Linked DNA regions of Homo sapiens: all the other regions are linked to region 3. A link is a contact called in ENCODE Hi-C or POLR2A ChIA-PET data. All regions are on one chromosome and are shown on one strand. Each heading gives the region's core, a stretch centred on a gene start or an enhancer-like site at or near the end of the contact. The rest is flanking DNA. Distances are from core to core; before and after follow the strand shown.

Evidence for each region. Hi-C counts contacts between places; a loop is a spot of excess contacts on that map. ChIA-PET counts read pairs that join two places held with the same protein, here RNA polymerase II (POLR2A). Pooled maps may share reads with other maps.
Region 1: a pooled map shows a loop between it and region 3 (2.3-fold over the local background). The contact joins the enhancer-like site here to the promoter of ROCK1 in region 3. A Hi-C loop is called at or near these places in 3 of 168 maps with a recorded cell type or tissue (CD4-positive, alpha-beta T cell, CD8-positive, alpha-beta T cell and naive thymus-derived CD4-positive, alpha-beta T cell), 3 of 37 single-sample maps with no recorded cell type and 13 of 50 pooled maps. POLR2A ChIA-PET finds 5 or more read pairs at or near these places in 2 of 52 experiments (HEK293 and activated B cell).
Region 2: a map with no recorded cell type shows a loop between it and region 3 (5-fold over the local background). The contact joins the enhancer-like site here to the promoter of ROCK1 in region 3. A Hi-C loop is called at or near these places in 5 of 37 single-sample maps with no recorded cell type and 4 of 50 pooled maps. POLR2A ChIA-PET finds 5 or more read pairs at or near these places in 1 of 52 experiments (activated naive CD4-positive, alpha-beta T cell).

The regions. Positions count from the first base shown.
Region 1 is chr18:21,627,931-21,631,682 of GRCh38, forward strand. SNRPD1 (small nuclear ribonucleoprotein D1 polypeptide) reads left to right here. Exons shown (of 4, transcript NM_006938.4): 4 at 1,132-3,752. The coding sequence ends at 1,208. Among named protein-coding and RNA genes, the nearest start is that of SNRPD1, 17 kb to the left of the region's middle. Within about 2 kb of position 1,666, at least 3 of the 41 ENCODE cell types and tissues checked have a DNase peak (open chromatin) inside an H3K27ac peak, as active enhancers do.
Region 2 is chr18:21,850,928-21,854,865 of GRCh38, forward strand. It overlaps MIB1 (MIB E3 ubiquitin protein ligase 1), which reads left to right. Exons shown (of 21, transcript NM_020774.4): 18 at 2,213-2,291. It also overlaps the pseudogene RPL34P32. Among named protein-coding and RNA genes, the nearest start is that of MIR133A1HG, 21 kb to the left of the region's middle. Within about 2 kb of position 2,229, at least 2 of the 41 ENCODE cell types and tissues checked have a DNase peak (open chromatin) inside an H3K27ac peak, as active enhancers do.
Region 3 is chr18:21,109,899-21,113,625 of GRCh38, forward strand. It overlaps ROCK1 (Rho associated coiled-coil containing protein kinase 1), which reads right to left and starts at 1,915. Exons shown (of 33, transcript NM_005406.3): 1 at 920-1,915. The coding sequence starts at 1,012. RefSeq lists enhancers at 1,568-2,156, 1,810-2,104, 2,204-2,423, 2,454-2,513 and a silencer at 1,774-2,163.

The sequences.
Region 1 (3,752 bases), core at 416-2,915, 520 kb after region 3:
TTTAATGCGTATCAGCTGGTTCTCCTCAGTTTTCCTTTTGTGACCTTGATACTTTGTAAGAGTACGGGCCAGTTATTTTGTGAAATGTCCCTTAATTAGCATCTTAAACTTACTATTTATTGCTTAGAATGGTAAGACTAGAATCAGTGTGTACAAATTTCTAATGTGGCCAGGTGCGGTGGCTCACACCTGTAATCCCACCACTTTGGGAGGCTGAGGCTGGAGGATTGCTTTGGCCCAAGAGTTTGAGAGCAGCTTGGGCAACAAAGGGAGACCTCATCTCTACAAAAATTTTAAAAATTAGCCAGACATGATGGTTTGTACCTGTAGTCCCAGCTACTCAGGAGGCTTAGATGGGAGGATCACTTGAGCCCAGGAGTTCAAGGCTGCAGTGAGGTGTAATTACACTCCAGATGGGACTACAGAGTGAGACCCTGTATTTAAAAAACAAAAACAAAAACATTTAGAATGTGACTGACTTCTATGTCAAGATTTTCTAATATTCTTAGCTGTCTGAAGATGAAATAAGTTTATTTGGGTCATGAATTCCCTATCACCATGATACTCAACTAGAGTTAGGATGACCCAGTAGGGATATTACTATTTGGATTAAAGCACTAGATTATGTGTAGGTCAAATGAGTTTTAATTTTCTGAAGAGTTAATAAGATTGTGATTTGATGTAATACATTTAAACTTTCCTGGTTTTGAATTAACTTGCTTGGATTTTATTCAGTTACCAAAACTCTGGCATCAAGGTGATCATGTTTTATTCTGTGATATATATCTTCCCTTTTTTTGTGAGGTTCAAATCATTTTATGGTGAATTTGAGACATGATATAAAGAAAAAGTATTTTTAAATTTGACACATTTCTTAGTAAATAAATTGAAATGAAACAAATAATAATCTCCCTAGGCCTTTAGTTATTGGTTCTGCATGATAATGTGTTGGGGGGTGGAGGGAATCTGAAGTCTAACACATTTAACAGAAGCTAGTTAAACTTTATTTACTGTAGCTACTAATAAAGAGCTATAAACAGGGAAAGGTGTGTGTGTAAATGTTGTTTGTGGTGTCTAGGTAACATTGGTGCAGGAGAGAATTGAACTTGGTTTGTTTTTCTTTTCCTTCAGTTGCAGGAAGAGGCAGAGGAAGAGGAAGAGGAAGAGGACGTGGCCGTGGCAGAGGAAGAGGGGGTCCTAGGCGATAATGTCTCTCAAGATTTCAAAGTCATATGAGATTTGGGATATTTTTTGTACAGGTTGTGTTTGTTTATGTCAGTTTTTAATAAACATAAATGTGGGACAGAGCTGTCTATTTAGTATATCAAAGTTTTAGTAGTTTCCTCCACATTCACGAAATTACCACAGTGAGAGCTAAGCATTTCTACTGGGCAGTTTCATTTTTAGTTGATCAGGTTTTAAGTTTTTGAACTAAAATTTTTCTTTTTCTTTTTATGATGAATAAGGTTAAAATAAAAGCCTTAGACAAATTAAATTTGGCAGAGTTTAATTGAGCAAAGGACAATTCACAAATCAGGTAGCCCCTGAACCATAATAGGCTCAGAGGCTTCAGCCCAGCTGCATAGTTGAAGATTTATGGACAGAAGGAAAGTGATGTATGGAAAATGGAAGTGAGATACAGCAACAGCCGGATTAGTTACAGTTCAGCGTTTGCCTTATTTGAATATGGTTTGAACAGTTCGCTGTCTTTGGTTGGCTGAAACTTAGTGATTGCCACAAGAGTAGGGTACCGTCTGTTTACACGTCCAGTTAGGCTACAGTTCTATGTACTGAGAAACCTTTAAGCTGAACTTGAGATATGTAAAGAGACTTTAGGCTAAACTTAACAATATATATAGGATATATACCCTTCTACTTCACATGCACTGAATATGCATTTTATTGCTTTACTCTTCATTCTGTGGCACCTACCCACAGGGGAAGTAAGAAGTTTGTTTTGGTATTTCGGAAACTAAAGTCCTTATGGGATGGGGTCTAGAATTGATTCTCCTTTCCTGAGTTTTACTCCACGGAGTCTTAGGTACCTGGTAAAAAGTTGTCTTCTAAATTAAGGGTCATTGCTTTGTTGTCTAGCTGCTAATGTCTTACTTTTGTTTCTTTTGCTTTTTAATCAGTTCTTAATAGGATATAGTTTTATGTTTTCCAAGTTATAACTTGGAGTTAATGGTCACTAGATTATCAGTTATGAGCAGTGTTAAAATCTCCTATTAATGTGTAATGTACCTGTCAGTGCCTCCTTTATTAAGGGGTTCTTTGAGAATAAAAGAGAAAAGACCTACTTTATTTGACAGCAAAACTGTTCTAATTGTTAATAAGGACTTTTAAAAATTGTTTTTGATTTGCTAAGCTCAGAAAAAATGTCTCTCAGTGCATCAGTTCTTTGTAAAGCTTACTACGAAGTATTTATATGCTAAGGAAAACAACTGAGGATGTGGGTGGCTTAAATCTGTATTTTCATCATGTATGTGAGTTTTTTTTTTTTTAAGTAAAGAAATTTTCTGCAAAGATCGTTACCTTAAAAAAGTTTAGCCTGGGTGTGGTGGCTCACGCCTGTAATCCCAGCACTTTGGGAGGCCGAGGCAGGTGGATCACGAGGTCAGGAGTTGAAGACCAGCTTGGCCAAGAGGGTGAAACCCCATTTCTACTAAAAATACAAAAGTTAGCCAGGTGCAGTGACAGGCGCCTGTAATCCCAGCTACTCATGAGGCCGAGGCAGGAGAATTGCTTGAACCCAGGAGGCGGAGGTTGCAGTGAGCCGAGATTGTGCCACTGCACTCCAGCCTGGGCGATGGAGTGAGACTACGTCTCAAAAAAAAATCGAGAGAGAGATATATATATGTATTTATATATATATGTATTTATACTAATATATAAATATATACTAATAGATATATTAGTATACATGTAGAATGTACCTGTCATATATATTAGATATATAAATGTATATATTGGTATAAATAAATACTAGATATATATTTTTTTAAGTATCTTACCTCATCAAGTAAATTCAAATGCTTTTTGATTTTTCCACAGTTGATAATTTTTTTTTGTAAGTCATTGAAGTTATATAGTAATTAGCGTTTTTTCCCCCACAAATTATTGGCAGTGGTCACCCAGTTGTATTACAGGTTCTATGATCCAAAAAGGGATGTATGAAATTCATGATGATTAAGACAATTTTTTCTTTCTTTCTTTTGAGACAGAGTCTTGCTGTGTCACCCAGGCTGGAGTGCAGTGGTGCGATCTTGGCTCACTGCAACCTCTGCGTCCCGGGTTCAAGAGATTATTGTGCCTCAGCCTCCAGAGTAGCTGGGATTATAAGCGTGCGCCACCACACCCAGCTAATTTTTTTGTATTTTTAGTAGAGACGGGGTTTCACCATGTTGGCCAGACTTAAGACAATTCTTTAATAGTAAATATATTAAAGGTGAGTTGGCTTGACAAGATACAACCAATATGTAATTTTTCTCCACACGTTTTTTTTTTTTTTTTTTTTTTTTTTCTGGAGACAGTCTTGCTCTGTTGCCCAGGCTGGAGTACAGTGGCGCGATCTTGGCTCACTGCAAGCTCTGCCTCCCGGGTTCAGGCCATTCTCCTGCCTCAGCCTCCCGAGTAGCTGGGACTACAGGTGCCTGCCACCACACCCAGCTAATTTTTTGTCTTTTTAGTAGAGACGGGGTTTCACTGTGTTAGGATGGTCTCGTTCTCCTGACCTCATGATCTGCACGAGG
Region 2 (3,938 bases), core at 979-3,478, 740 kb after region 3:
CCTATTTCAACAAACCTTTATTGAACATCTGTTTTATAGTCAAGACAAAGATGTATATAATAATTACCTGCTAAAAATGTGTAATCTATTGGTAAACTATGACTTATATATAAGCAACTCTGCCATATTGGGTGTTGTAGGTGCTTTAAGAGAGTTAAAAACTGAGTAGGAGTTCAGAGCCTCTGGTTGTCAGAAGCAGAGTCTCAGCTATGAAGTTATTCTTATAAAAGCTGCAGCTCAAAGAAATGGACTGACATCTGGTTCTTGAATGCAGGTCTCTTGATTCTTAAGCCCCTGTTCTTTTCACTGTGTTATGATGCATAGACAAAATTAAGAACGATGTCTGCAAGGGATAGTTGATGGAACAGAGGAGAGAGGAAAGAGGAAAGAATATGCTTTCGTTCTTTTTCAGACCTTTTGAATATAGTTATTCTGAGAATTAATAGGCTTGCAATTTGATTTTTAAATTATGAAAGTTTTATAATTTATAATCTTATAAATTTATAATCTATAGAAAAGTAGAAAAACTACGGATATACCCACCCAACAGATTTGCCAGGTTGGTTGTAGAGCCTTTGACTACGAAGAAATAGTGACCCCAAGTGGTTAAAGGATAATGAATGTCTTCATTGAAGAAAAACAAATTACAGTATTTGGAGGGAGGTATAAACAAGCATGGGATCCTTTTCTGTTAGAGAAATACAAAGAAGGAAATTAATTGAATTAACATGAACTATTTCAGTTGAAGTAGCAAAAATACATTTTAAAAAGTGCTAGCAAGGAAAATGGCAAACAGGCACTCTCTAAACACTGCTGGAGGCTAGGTGGCCAACCCGGCTATATGTACAGACATTACACAATATGCTTTGGTTTAGTAACTCCACTCCTGGAAGTATAACCTGAGGAAATAATTGGAGGAAAAGGTATGGCTACAGTTTTTTTTTCTTATAATAGCGGAATAGGTACAGATATGGTTTTTAGATCAGTTTGCTGTATTATTTTAAACTCTTCAGAAACAATTCAGACAAAAAGACAAATGCAATGGAAATCATTTTAAAAATCAACATGTTATATAGAAAGGAGAAGATAATTATTATGTATTAGGCACTGATTTTATATATTACACATTGAACTACTTTATACATATCTGATTTACTCTTTATCACTCTGTGAAGGATTATTCTTTATTGTTTAGATAAATAATGTTGTAGCTCAACAATGTTAGGTAATTTGTTGGTGTTGGAGGTAGATTTTGAATCCAGGAATGTCAGTGTCTTGATCAACTATGTCTTACTGCATTCTGCATTCTGCTTTTTCTATACTTACATAAATTCTATGTACATACTGAGGTGTAAGTTGGGAAAGTCCATAGAGAGAAAGAGAGAGAGCACACGTGCATGTATTTGGTTGTTTGGATGATGCTGTAGGTGAGTAGTAGTTACCATTTTTGGTGACACAAGAGATGGCTAAATGTGACTGTGTGTTAGAAGGGAGAATAGGTGAAAGACAGATGAGTAGCCAAGGGCTATGGGGTAGGGATACAGGAAGCCAGAGCCAAGGTGGTTAATAGTTAAATGTCCAAGCTCAGATTAAGTGGACATGAAGAAGAGGTGAAAGTGAGGGAGATTATGAATAGGCTGTGGAAGTCTTGCTAGAGATCAGGGAAAAAGAATAGCCCAAAGCTGTGGGCTTCAGGCAGCATGGGAATTGACCAAGTCCTGGAAAAGGGCACTTTAAGGTAGAGTTTCTTAAATGTGGGTAAACAGAAAAATCCCTCGTGGATTTTAGCAATTTGGCTAATCTAGCTAGATTTTTATTAATATTAGAAATCTGTCTTTCAGTCATTTCTTATTTTACTACTTTATTTGTTCGTTGTCTTTTTTAGTTTCCCCTCAAAAGTAGTTTTTGGGGGAAAAAAATATTGAAGCCTCCAGAGGCTTCCTCAGAGGAAATGGAGTTTTTTCTATTCTATATTTTAGGACAGATAGGGAGATGAAGGTAGAATAGAAATAAGTGCCTGTTAAGCTAGGGTATATAAAGATGTGAAAATGAATAACCAGGAAAGTAGAGGATGGGAGGAAAGTGTGTGTTAAATTTCTCTGTGCCTAGGTGTTTTCTTACAGAGGAAATACATTTGGATATAATTGAACTTGTTAAGAGTTACTAGATTTATCTGTAAATGGTCACTGTGCTGTAACCTCTTTTTCTATAGATTGAAGAATGTGTGGTATGCTCTGACAAGAAAGCAGCTGTTCTTTTTCAACCCTGTGGCCACATGTGTGCTTGTGAGAGTAAGTAGCCTATGCAGAGTTCCTCAATATTATTATAAAAATAGAAAGTGAAACAAAAATTATGTTTTTGAGGGTTTTTTTGCTTTTGATTTTGGATAACTCATAAAAAAGTTGATGGGCCTCGAGTACCTTCTATTTCTTTCTCTGTACTAGAACGTCAGCTGTTTCCCTCCATGCGTCTGAGCATTAGGGAAGACTGAATATGCTGTGTTCTGCCACCTTGGATTTTGATTTCAGTTGTATTAGCACAAAAGGGTCTCTTTCCACACATAATAGAAATTTATTTTGAAAAATAAATGTTGAAACATTTAGTCTCGCCTTTGTTCACATATGAAATTAGCACGTCTTCATTTGGCTTCACCTTAATATTGCCTCTCCTGTGTACTTTCCTCACTGCAGAAGAACCAACAGCAACCATTTCTGGGGCTGTAATTTCTGGCCTTCTGTAAGCTTTTATGTCAAGAGAGCTTTTAGAAATCTTTTCTTTGTGAGGGCAGTATTAAAATTTAAAAAATGTTTTTAAGTTTCTTTTAAACATATTCTCTTGAAGTCCTTTGCTTTTCATATTGCCCTTGTTCAAGTTCATACACTGTTAAATATTCTCTTCCCTTTGCTTTTCTTCATTTTGTCAATAAAAGATTTTATTTTATTTTATTTTTTATTTTTGGCACAGTCTCGCTCTGTCACCTAGGCTGGAGTGCAGTGGCACAATCTCGGCTCACTGCAACCTCTGCCTTCCCAATTCAAGTGATTCTCGTGTCCTCCGCCTAGGCAACAGACTGAGACTCAGTCTTAAAAAAAAAAAAAAAAAAAAAAAAATTCCAATAGGCAGCTGGTCAACTAAAGAAAGGGTGAACGTTTTCTTCTGTAACATTTTGCCTAAAGTGACTGTTTCTGTTTACCAAAGAGTGGTATAATGGCTATTACCCAATACTATCAAAAGGGCACATAGAGAATTCTCTGTCTTAAGTAAAAAAGGACTCAGGTTACTTAAGTTTTCATAGGCCAGAGGTTGGCAGACATTTTTTGTAAAGGGTGAAATAGTAAATATTTTTGGCTTTGTAGGCCACATGGTTTCTGTAGTAACCACTCAGCTCTTTCCCACTGCTGTACTCTGCACTATAGTGCAAAAACAACCATGGAAAATATGTAAATAAATGGGCCTGACTGTGTTCAATAAAACTGGTCTCATAAAAGCAGATGACACGTCAGATTTGGCCCTCAGGTGTAGTTTGCTGACATCTGTCATTCACCAAAGTGATACCTACATGAGACTTGAAAGATGATTATAATTATTAGTTGTTCACACAGATTCTAGAGCCTTAATATAATATTTCCCCCCAGGAGCTTCCAGAATTTTTTACATGGCGTTTGCTCCTTTTTTTTTTTTTTTTTTTTTTTTAATTAAAAAAGCTTCAGCTTTAAATTTAGCTTTCTGACTCTGGGCTTGTGCCTTCAACATTTTCACGACGACATTCTGCTCTTTGAAAGGAAAGCATGCTTGGTCCTGTCGTGGATACATTTAGCAGTCATGGAAACACCATTGGTCGTGCTGACACTTTTTAAAATTTTAGACAACCTCACAAGAACTTGAGGTCTCACAGCATAAATCCCTTGAAGTCTGCCTGGGCACACGCCACATGCAGA
Region 3 (3,727 bases), core at 665-3,164:
CTGTCCATATACATGCTCCCTGAAACCTTATTTTAGAGATTATGTGGTTTTGTTTGGACCAAGAAATATTATATAACCCTTAGTTGTTCAGAAACTCTGAACAACTTTGATACATTTACAGAGGAAATGTATCAAACCTAAGAATTCCAATTATTTACAGATAACTGTATTATCAACCACTTAACTATTTTTAAAATGGGATTGTGGTTTTTCATGTCATAAAACCCTCTTTAGAATGTTTTACAAGTGACAATGTTAAGTGCCACACCACCAAAAAGACAGTTACAATAACTGTATGGTACGTACTTTTGTAACCAATAATACAATAAAATAAGTTAACACTGTAATTACCTATGACCAATTATCTTGGTTTTTTACAATAGTTTAGCAAAAAGTTCCTTCAAACTCAAATCACCTATGAAATTTTGGCTCAAAAATCACTTCCTCAATAGCAATTCTCCGTTATCATTTTCAAGGCTAAAAACTAAACCCCTAGGAGCTAAATCGCAAAAAGGAAAAAAAATGCAAAGTAGTCTTTCCAATTTAACTGTCAAACGGATCAGAAAGATTAACATTAATTACTACGATCGCCATTCAACAAACTGTATACATTGCAGTAACTCTGACGTGATAACTTTTTATAGGATGCCTGCAATAGCAGTTTGTAAGTATCTTTCGGGTACTCATGAACTGAGTCAGAATTAAAAGTTCAGAGTAGTTAGTACAGAGCCAGTCAAATGGCAAATAGGACCACACCATGAGATGTTAATGGTACTCCAAGATTCTTCAGGAAACAGAAATCTAGCATTTTCCAAGACGATTATGCACACCTGAGACTTTTGCAGCGAACCAGACTAATGCAAGAGGAAGGAAAGACATGCAAAACCCCAGACAAGCAAAAGAGAACAGCGCTACTCACCAGCAAACAATCCGAATTCACTTCCGATTTGGGATCCCGCAGCAGGTTGTCCATTTTTTCAAATCGAGTCTCAAAACTGTCCCCAGTCGACATGTTGCTGCTGCTGTGACAATGCCCTCTTACCAGCACCAGCAGCGGAAAGCAATTTCAACCAACTTCCTCCGCGGTGGGTTCGCAGCCGCGGGGCGGAGGAGCCGGAACCTCAGGGTCACCAGGTGCGCCCGGTTCCCCCGTCTTCCCCTCACTGAGGGGACCTCCGCTCTCCAGACCCCGGGCCGGGGGCAACAGCGACCCACAGCCGCTCGGACGCCCAAAGTCGCATCCCACCCGGCAGCCCCTCACGACAGCCGACAGCGCCGTCGCCACCAGCCTCGTCGCTCCGGCGAGGTGCTTCAGTCTAGCGGGCCCCGGCCGCCGTCGCCATGGAGGGGTCCCCGTCCCGAGATGGGCAGGAGCGGGTAGAGAAAGAGAAGCAGGGTGGAGACTCCCTCCGGGCAACAAGGGAGGGAGAAGAGGAAAGGCGAAAGCAAAGGGCGGGTGAGGAGCTGTGCCAGCTGCGGCCGCCGCTCGGGCCACGGGCCGGGCCCGCTCCGCTCAGAGGCGCTGTAGACGGTCTAGCCCCGCGTCCCCGGCTCTACTCGGCCCGGCCCGACGCACCGATCAGTCTCGGCCACGAGCTGGTCCACGCAGGACAGCCTCACTCTCCCATTTTGTCCCGTCGCTGCTGGGGCTGCTGCTACGGTGTCCGGTGGGGCAGGGCGAGGTCGATGCCCGATGGAGACTTAGCAGAGGAAAGGCTGGAGAGCGGGCGAAGAGGAAGACGATAGTTGGGTCCCGGCGGCTGCTGATGGGGGAGCTTCTGGGAGGGGCTGCGGTCCCAGCCGGGGAAAGGGCGAGTCGCGGCGGCGAATGCCTGGGGGGTGGGGCGAGGGGGGCTGAGAGGGACTAATATGTCCGCCTTCCTGTTCAAACAAACGGAGACCGCCGGGGCAGACTGCGCATGCGGGGCGCGGACGCTCGGAAGGGGAACCAGCCGGGACCCCGCGCGCGCGCGCGCACTCTGTCGCCTCCGCAGGGTGGGGTGGGGCGGGGCGGTGAGGTGGGCGGGGCCTTGCGGGCAGGCGGTGGAGAAGGCGGACCGCTGGGAGGAGCCGAGTGCGGGTAAGCAGCTGCCGGCAAGGTTCTCGCCTTGGCCGGCTCTGAGGAGCCATGCAGGGCTCTGGAGCGGCCTTGGAGGTCCGGACGGAGGCGGAGCTCTGGCTGCTTCTGATCGCTGTCCCGGCAGATGCCCCAGCTCTGTTTCCTCTGGGTTGCAGCCAGTCCAGAGACTTCTGACGAGGAGAGAGTGCTTGTTCTCCTTGTTGCTGTTAGGGTGGGGCAATAGGTTCTTTTTTAGGCAAGAAGCCTTTTCGTCGGCAGGTACCAGCATTGAGCACCAGTGGCGTTTGGTTTTCAGTGGTACTCCATGGACAGCCCTCCGCGAGCCCCGGCGTTGAACCCATTTACGATTCACTGGGAAAGTTCCGAAGCGCTGCAGCGCTCAGCCCTCCCACGCCAGGCGTGTGTGTCAGGGGAGCCATAAAATACTGACTCCGGAAGATACAGTCAATAGAAGTCAAGCTCAATTTAATTTTTTTAAAGGAAAATAATCTCGTAGAAAAAAATCAATATTTTTAAGTCGTTCGTGTTAGTTCTCATAACACCCCTACTGTAGTTCTCTCCTGGACGTGTAATGCTGCCGTTTCAATGTCAAAACATTCAGTGAAACTTAATTGTGATTTTTATCAGAACTAATGTAGGACATGAGAATAATGGGCATTTCTCCTAGTTCCGTTACTTCGTTGACTGTGGTGTGAGGAAAGGTGAAAGACTTGTCACTCACCCCCGCTGATAAAGTTATGTTCTTCACTGGTTTCAGCAGGAAATCTACCTTAATTTATTCCTCATCAAACTTTATTTTTGCTCAGAAGCCAAATTAAGGATCACTAGAAATAGAAAATGTGGATCTTTTACCCCATGATGGAAAATGCTACAGATGAACCAAAAAGCATCGGAGTAAAAAGCATCGTACAGCATCTGAACAGTCCACCAGCCTTACGATGTGAGTCAGAGGTTAGGAAAATCTTACACTGTTTGAAAAAATGTCTATTTCTATTTTCAATTTATTAAATACAAGAAATATTTAGATATAAAATCCACTATATATATCAAGATAGGACGTTCTTGGTTTATACAAAAATCATAACAAAGACAACTAGACAAACCAGGTATTTCATTAAATGCCTTTGCAGCGACTTTTCTTGGCTCCAGCATTTTAAGTCATGTGAATTAGACTTATTTTTAAGCATAGGGCTTAAAATAAATCAGGCAGTTGCCCTAAAATAAATTTCCTAAACCCTGCTTGTCTTTTTTTTATTATTATTACCATTTTTAGGTATTAGGAATTTTGTTGTTTCTCAGAGAACCGTGAACATTATGTTGCTTTCCATTTAGACACATACGAAAAAATACAAGTAGTTAAGACAATACATGAGTGACACTGATAAATATAAGTGGAAGTGATAACCAACCTGGCAGAACTACTAGAAATATATGTGGGGTCCATATATTTCTAGAAATATCTACTAGAAATATAGGTGGGGTCCATATATAGCTTACTTACCTACAAGGCTCTTCTGATTATTGTGACACATCACTAGTTATCTTCTGCCATAAGATAGATGGACTCTAAATCTAGTTATCTTCTGCCATAAGATAGATGGACTCTAAATTAACTTTTTTTTTTTTCTCCGAGGCGGAGTTTCACTC